Regions from separate parts of the Mus musculus genome. Here all the other regions are linked to region 3. A link is a loop called in an ENCODE intact Hi-C map of the cell type or tissue named here. Cell type or tissue: left cerebral cortex. All regions are shown on one strand.

Evidence for each region. A loop is a pair of places that touch in the nucleus more often than their neighbours do. Peaks named below come from ENCODE experiments on the same cell type or tissue, not always from the same donor. Only the 100,000 strongest peaks of a DNase experiment are listed, where the experiment ranks them.
Region 1: a loop joins it to region 3, with 2.7 times the contacts of the local background. A loop is called at or near these places in 18 of 42 quality-filtered maps.
Region 2: a loop joins it to region 3, with 2.2 times the contacts of the local background. A loop is called at or near these places in 5 of 42 quality-filtered maps.

What each region holds. Positions count from the first base shown.
Region 1 is chr4:132,920,939-132,923,438 of GRCm38, forward strand. Fam76a (family with sequence similarity 76, member A) reads right to left here and starts at 1,613. Exons shown (of 9, transcript NM_145553.2): 1 at 1,420-1,613. The coding sequence starts at 1,500. In left cerebral cortex, a CTCF peak has its summit at 1,487; DNase peaks (open chromatin) are centred at 1,271 and 1,788; H3K4me3 peaks cover 1,778 bases; H3K27ac peaks cover 1,284 bases.
Region 2 is chr4:132,842,102-132,844,601 of GRCm38, forward strand. Ppp1r8 (protein phosphatase 1, regulatory subunit 8) reads right to left here and starts at 1,068. Exons shown (of 7, transcript NM_146154.3): 1 at 956-1,068. The coding sequence starts at 1,011. In left cerebral cortex, a CTCF peak has its summit at 1,152; DNase peaks (open chromatin) are centred at 72, 511 and 1,122; H3K4me3 peaks cover 1,784 bases; H3K27ac peaks cover 1,859 bases.
Region 3 is chr4:132,767,175-132,769,674 of GRCm38, forward strand. It overlaps Rpa2 (replication protein A2), which reads left to right and starts at 1,186. Exons shown (of 9, transcript NM_011284.3): 1 at 1,186-1,292; 2 at 1,506-1,612. The coding sequence starts at 1,283. In left cerebral cortex, CTCF peaks have their summits at 1,203 and 1,468; DNase peaks (open chromatin) are centred at 1,012, 1,523 and 2,349; H3K4me3 peaks cover 1,452 bases; H3K27ac peaks cover 508 bases.

The DNA of each region.
Region 1 (2,500 bases), 150 kb after region 3:
CACTTCCCTGCTGTTGATGTGGGAGTAGGAATCTGTATGAACTACTCATAGATTTTAAAACAAATATATCATGAATAAGCTCTAGATTGGTCGTTAGCTCTCTAGGTAAGAGTCCAGCTGGTCCGTCTGCTGTTGTGGGATAATGAGAAGGATCACTTGTGATACGAAGGCAAAAGATTAAAGCTGTCTTGTTTATTGAACTTCCTTTAAAAAAAAAAAAAAAAAAAAAAAAGAGCCGGGAGGTGGTGGCACATGCCTTTAATCCCAGCACTCAGGAGGCCGAGTTCAGGATTTTCTGAGTTCGAGGCCTGCCTGGTCTACAAAGTGAGTTTCAGGACAGCCAGGGCTATACAGAGAAACCCTGTCTTGGAAAAACAAAAAACAAAAATAACAACAAAGAATCATACAGCCTTAGACTGAGCAACAGTACACGACTTTAATCCCAGCGTTTGGAAGACAGAGGCAGTCAGATAGATCTCTGAGAGTTCAAAGACAGCCAGAGCTACAAGTTATATGACCCTGCCTCGGAAACAAACAAGAAAAATGTTTAGATCAAAGTTTTTATGTCCAAGGGGGCCTTCAAACACTATCTTTCGGACTCAGTAAACCCAAGTGGCTTAAGGAAAGTATGTGGGCATCTTTTTGGGGGGACGCGGGGAGGTGAACTACACACAGCGGACGGACACAGACACACATTCTGTATCTGAAATATCTGAGGATCTGTCAACGGCAACTCTGCACGAGCTTGCCGACTTAACTGTTGCTCTCTTGAACCGACGAGGTGGGAGGAAGTTATATATAAAAACGCTGGCATTTCAGGGGTTAAAAAATGCTTAGGATGAGGAGGAAGGCTACCAATTAGATGCTAAAAAGTCACCCTGTTCGTGTGTGTTCCAAGACACTGTTGGGGTACTTTTTTCATTTTCCCTAATAAAGCCTTGCCACCTCTAACTTTGAGATCGGCTGTAAAGTGCCCACGAAGTGTCCAGAGTTCAAAACACTCCTCACAAGCAGCACCTGATTCCGGGGTTCAATCTCATCCAGGACAAGGGAAATCTCTGGACCGTCATTCTACACTCAAGACGACCACATCAGAAGAGAAGGCGGTCCAAGGAAATCTTCCCGGGGGGCCAGTCGGGGACAAACAGGGGAGCTGTCCCCTCCCGCGACCTCACCAGGTCGGAGAAGAAACCCCAGCCGTTGCTAAGCACCAGGACACGCCGGCTGCCAGGGCCTGGACTCCGCCCGGGGCTCCCACAAGTACCCTGCAGTCCTCTGCGGGCCCGGCTCAGCTCGTCCGCAAAACGGGCCGGCCACACCCTGCCCGAGGGGACCCCGGCAGCCGTCCTCGCTGGACCGAGAGTTCCGAACCGCGCCTGGAGCGTCCCCAGCTCCCGGCCGCCGCCCCAGCCCGCGCACCTTGCACAGCTGCTGCCCCTGAGACAGCGCCTCGAAGGGGAAGCGCTGGTGGCACTTGGTGCAGGCGTACAGCGCCGCCATGTCCGGCCCGGGCCGTGATCGCCGCCGCCCCTCCCGCCGGCCCGCCGCTTTATCTGACAGTCTCAGGCACAACCTGGCGGCGGCGGCCGGGCCGCGGGCTGCGGAGGGCGGGCGGGCGAGGGCGGGCCGCGGGCGCAGGGGCGGGCTCTCCGGTGCTCAGAGGCCGTTCGCTGGCTCGCGTGGACGTCGATCACGCGGGAGGGGGCGGAACGTGGAGTTCCCGACGGCTCTGATTCGGTCCGGGTTGGACTACGCCACTGTGACGCTCGGGGCCGCGATTATGTAAAGCGCAGTCACGCGGGGGCGCCGCCTGAAAAGAGCGTCTTCCGAGTAGGATAGCGGAAGCCCTCGGGCTCCGCCCACCTGCCCGCTGAGGCTCCGCCCTCGCTCCGCCTCTCCGGGGGCTGCGGGAGCATTGGAGCTTCTCGCGATACTCGATGAAGTTGTGATGTTTTGGGTTGCCGTGGAGCTTCCCGCTAGCCGAAGGAGTGTGGGATTGGGGTGACAGTCGGGCAACGTCGGATTCGAACTACGAGACCATCCGGAGTTTAAACCCACTGGCAACCAAGGAGGAAAGTCTATCTTTGGAGCAGGCGGAGGGGAAAAGCAGGATATTAAATGAGTGTCCTCTATGGGCTGGAGAGAAGGCTCCGAATGCTGCTTTTGCAAAGTTTGGTTCCCAGCACCCACATCTGGAGGCTCAGATCGCCTGTAACTCCAGCTGCAGGGCTATCCCTGATGCCTCTTAACTCAGCAGGCACCTGCACTCACGTGCACTTACAAAAGATGGGCAGTTGTAAAATGGTAAAACAGTAGAGACCTGAAGCTAGAATTAAAGGCAATAGGAACACGGTGGCCATGATACTCTTGAGATCGGTTGGCTGTGTGTGTATGGAGGCCATCTGTACATGACCCAAAACCTTTAATACATTTTAGTTTGTGTGTGTGTCTCTGTGTCCCCCTCACTTAATATGGAGCTAATTGATCTGTCCGTTCTAGT
Region 2 (2,500 bases), 75 kb after region 3:
CAACACAGACATCTCACAGCTCCGCTCCAATCTCTCATGGCAGTGGCTAAAAGGACAGTGCATCGAACAAAAGCCCATTTGCTTCGAGATACAGATTAAAATGAACATTAAAGCCAAAATATTTTGTCTGAATATCCTACCATGTGATTGACTCAGGCCTAGGAGCTGAGCATGATGCAAGGGTTTTTGCCCTTGAAGATCTCAATGTAACAGAAGCCCGAGAGGTAACACGTTAATAACCAGGAAGAGCCGCAACAGCAGAAAGGGCTCTAACCCCGATGCATCCTCGTGCAAAGCAGTTCCTATTCATTCATCTTGCACCCCACTCAACGCGGAAACCATCCTACTACTTCTCTGAACTTCCCAGGGGATGAAAATGCTGTATGCTAACAACTTCTGCTGTCTTTTGTACCGGGTTTCGTGCTGGTCTGGTCAGAGAACAAGGGGGAACAGTCCCGCGCCATCCCTGCCCGCAAGGAGCACCTAGTCCGCTTGGAGGGTGCAGCAGCCACGGAGGGATGCAGCATCAGGTTGGACTGAGGTAGGGAAGCCAGCTCGTGCGCGCTCCAGACCTTCAGCACCCGGGGAAGGTTTGATGCTCCCCGAGAGCATCGGGCACTCAGTGATGAGTTAGGGCAAGTTAGGGGCCAAGGCCTGAAGCACCCCGGTGAGCGGCTGACCTCCCAAGCGCTGTATAAACTGAATACCTTCGAGCCCCCAAAACTCGGGTTTCCGCAGAGCCTGGGCCCCAGCTCCAGGATCCTCCACACGTCGCCCGGCCCCTCACAGCGGACAGTTTTCCCTCAATCATTCCAGGATCTTTCTGAGACGTTCGTTTCATCGCAAAAAAAAAAAAAAAAAAAAAAAGGAAGAGGAAAAAAAAATACAACCTTCTCCTTTCTGTCCGGGTTAACTCACGCCAAGCCGCTCCAGTCCCAGAAACCTCATTACTCACCAAGTCGGGCAGTCGAACAGCGGGAGGCTGGAGCCGGAGTTCACGGCTGCCGCCATCTTGCGTCTCCCCCTCCCATTTGGCGGGTCTGAAGCACGCCGGGAAACTAAGAGCTCGGGAGGGAAGAGGCGGCATCCCAGCAGCCTGTGCGCAGCGCGTGCGTGCGCACGCGCAACGCAAGGACGCTCTCCTGGGAGCGCCTCTGGCGGAGGGCATCAGGGGCTGGGTTTGAAGTCTGCAGTGTTTGCTGGAGAGGCTGGGGGCGGGTGTCTCCTTGGTCACGGGGTCAGGAGTGGTTTGTACCTTGATGCGGCTTTCGCGCTGCGTTTTCCGCCAGAAACCCTAGAGCTCTGCAATCTGCATTAACTCCCAGCTACCCACCCCCTCGGGCTTCATCTAGCGATAAGCAGGTGATGGCTAGAGATAAGAAGTGATGGCTTTTTTTTTCCCCCTTTTTCCAGCCTTCCTTCGAAACACTGCATCTGAAAACAGAATCCTTACTCATTTGTCCTTTCTGATCCCAAGTCTGATGTGTACGGCTCAGTGGTAGTGTGTTCAGCAGGCGCGAATGAGGCCACTGATTCAATTCCCCAAAACCAGTAATTTTCTTAGATCTGGGAGAATCTATAGATTAGGCGACTGTGTCAGAAATCATGTAGTCTGTTTTTGAAAACTTTGGACAAACTGCTGCAAGGCACAGACTCAAAAGGAAAAAAAGCCTCCAATTTTTAGTAACTTAACCAATTCTCAAAAATGTTTAATTCATGGCCCCTTAGGATTTTTCTCTGTGGGTCATAGTGACATAGGAAGCATTAGGGTTACCATCTTCCTCTAAGCCATTAGCTTGCTGGTTGTAATGGTTTTGTCTATTGAGTGCTTATGGGGAAGTATGTATTTCATATGGATCAGTTCACTTGGTATTCCCAAAACTCAAGACAGATTGATTCCAGAAGAGAGGCTCTAGCCTCACCTTACAAGGAGTGGTATTCGAACCTGAGTCTATGTAAAGCCAAAAGCCAGGCTCTACTAGTCCCATATGTTTCTGACAACATACCATTCCTTCGTATGCAGTGGATGGTCCTTTTTTCACTTTTGCAGAAAGATGGGATGATGACTTCACAGTTTTTAAAAGAAACAAATGGTTGGAGGGTGTGGCAGCACATATCTGAAATTCCATCTGCCTTTGCTTCCTGAGATACAGGGTTAAAGGTAGTCAACACTATGCCCTGCTAGACAGTAAAATTAATAATAATAATAATAATAAATTCTCCAGGTTTCAGTAAGCAACAGCAATAGAACATGTCATGGTTTGAATATGCTTGGTCCAGGGAGTGGCACTATTTGGAGGTTTGGACTTGTTGAAATAAGTGTATCATTGTAGGCTTGGGCTTTAAGTCCTGTATCCTGGCTACCTGGAAGTCAGTCTTCCACTAACAGCCTTCAGGTGAAAATGTAGAACTCTCAGCTCCTCCTGCACGATGCCTGCCTGGATGCTGCCATGCTCCAGCCTTGATGATAATGGACTGAACCTATGAACCTATAAACCAG
Region 3 (2,500 bases):
GAAAACATGAACATGTTATCTATGCCCTGGATACAAGCCTGTGTGTGCGTATGAACATGTGTGCTGGAGTGTGTGCTTGTGTGTGTGTGTGTAGAGGACAACTTGTAGGAGTTGTGATGGAGCAGCCTGACTCCACCTTAAGTTCTGAAGCCATCTTATCATACTACCAAAATAAGTCCATTCCTCTTTTCTATAAAACTTAATTTGACCAGGTCTTGACCAACTTTCTGAATTTCGACAGGTTCCACACCCTATACCCTGATTTCAGTCTGATAGACGTTCTGCCAAATAATGCTGAAATGTTCGACCAAGTGCCTACATAACCCTTGAAAATGTCCATATTCTTGCAGTTTTGGGGGTTATATAAACCTCACCTCTTGTGTTCGATGCTGTTTTCTCATTTTGTATTTGTTTTGTTTTTTCGAGACAGGGTTTCTCTGTGTAGCCTTGGCTGTCCTGGAACTCACTCTGTAGACCAGGCTGGCCTCGAACTCAGAAATCCTCCTGCCTCTGCCTCCTAAATGCTGGGATTAAAGGTCTGTGCCACCACTGCCCGGCGATGCTGTTTTCTCAAAACCCCAGTTTAGCGAGATAGCCATCTCTGACAAAATTAAGCTTGCTTAATTTGACCAAAAATTGTTTAATCATTTCTACTCATCTTCAGTGGGATTAACAGTTGAGCCTCTCCTTCCACCATCACGCAGGTATTTATTTATGAATACAATATCACTATCTTCAGACACACCAGAAGAGGACAGCAGATCCCATTATAGATGGTTGTGATCCACCATGTGGTTGCTGGGAATTGAACTCGGGAGTTCTGGAAGAGCAGAAAACTAGCAGTTTGGCGGGAAAAGGGGGCTAGCGAGCGGCGGAAGTGATGTAGGGTTGCATGCGACGGAGATGGGGTGTGTGTGAAGAATGCTTGAGGATGGCCCCGGAAGTATCGTTTTGATTGGTTGTTTTCTTGAATACTGTCCTATCGGAAATTTGCCCTCAGTAAAGATGGCCGCGCATGCTTCCATTCCTTCTTGGGGCCGGGTGTTTTTCCTAAGCTTGGCCTTGATACCGAAAAAAAAAGGAGGGGACTCATGAGTTCTGATTGGCTGAAGGTAAATGTGTCCAGGGCGCTGATTGGCTGTCCCTTCGCGGGAAGGAGTTTGTGGCGCCAGTGCAAAGTAGCCAGAAGGCTGCCACGCCAGAGCGGCACAGAGTTCCCAAGTGTTCTTAGTTTTCGTGTCCGAGCGTCTTGGGCCGCTCTCTCCGGAGAACTGCGACCAGGATGTGGAATAGTAATGGCGGGCGTGGGGAGAGTCACGCGAGGGTGTTGGGAGTGGGCGAGTCTGGCGCAGGAAGGCCGGGACGGAGCGAGAGGCCCGAGGCGGGCTCGGCGGCGTTCGCGGGGTGGCAGGGGGATTGTCGCGGCTGGGGCGGTGGGGACAGCGGTCGCCAGGTATAGAGATGGGGAGCGCAGCGCAGACTCTGACGACGGTCGTTCCCCGCAGGCGGATTCGAAAGCTTCAGCAGCTCCACCTATGGCGGAGCAGGCGGCTACACGCAGTCCCCCGGTGGCTTCGGGTCGCCCACACCGTCGCAGGCGGAGAAGAAATCGGTACGTAGACTGACGGCTCCGTTCTCATTTGTGTCCTGGCCAGGAGGGAACGTGTTTTCGTGCGGGAGGGTGGCACACCCCAAGGTGTCAGAAGCTGTCCGTTACCTACCTTGTCTTTTGTATGGTCAAGTGGGGAACAGGGTTTTTATTATTTTATTGTTTGGCAAGCCTGCAGTGGTTCGCCCGGCCTCCATTTTCCTGGCCCTACCACTCGAAAGTATGCTTTAGTAGAGTTTAATATCGCTGTCCCCAGGGCACAAAAATCCCTGAAGAACAAGAGTCCACTGTGTTCAGAACAGGTTTGGGGTTGTTTCCTGTTGGTAACTGACAGGAAGGACACGCTAAGCCTTAATCTGCTGGGCTTTTTCTGCCTCGTACATATTCATTGTATGACCAAGTGTTTTGGAGGTGTTTGTAGCTCTGGCTGGCCTGGAACTCAGAGATCCACCTGCCTGTACACTGTAGTTGTCTTCAGACACACCAGAAGAGGGCATCAGATACCACTACAGATGGTTGTGAGCCACCGTATGGTTGCTGGGAATTGAACTCAGGACCTCTGGAAGAGCAGTCAGTGCTCTTAACCGCTGAGCCATCTCTCCAGCCCAAAAAGATCCTTTCTTAAAAAACAAACAAACTACATTGCTCGTAGGTGGCTTGAGAGGCAAGTGTCTTTGCTAGATGCTCCTCTGCCCACTCCATCTGACTCTCCTGTTAAGATGCCCAAAGATGAGCAGCTTGACGAAACTCACCAGGTTTTCTGCAGAGACTGCCATCTGGTTGCCAGAATATCTCCTAAAAGAAGCTATACTTCTAACTTCTTCCATTTTATCAAGAAACCTAGAGCATCTTCGTAGTCCTTTTTCTGCTTGTCATTTCTCAAGCCTTTTC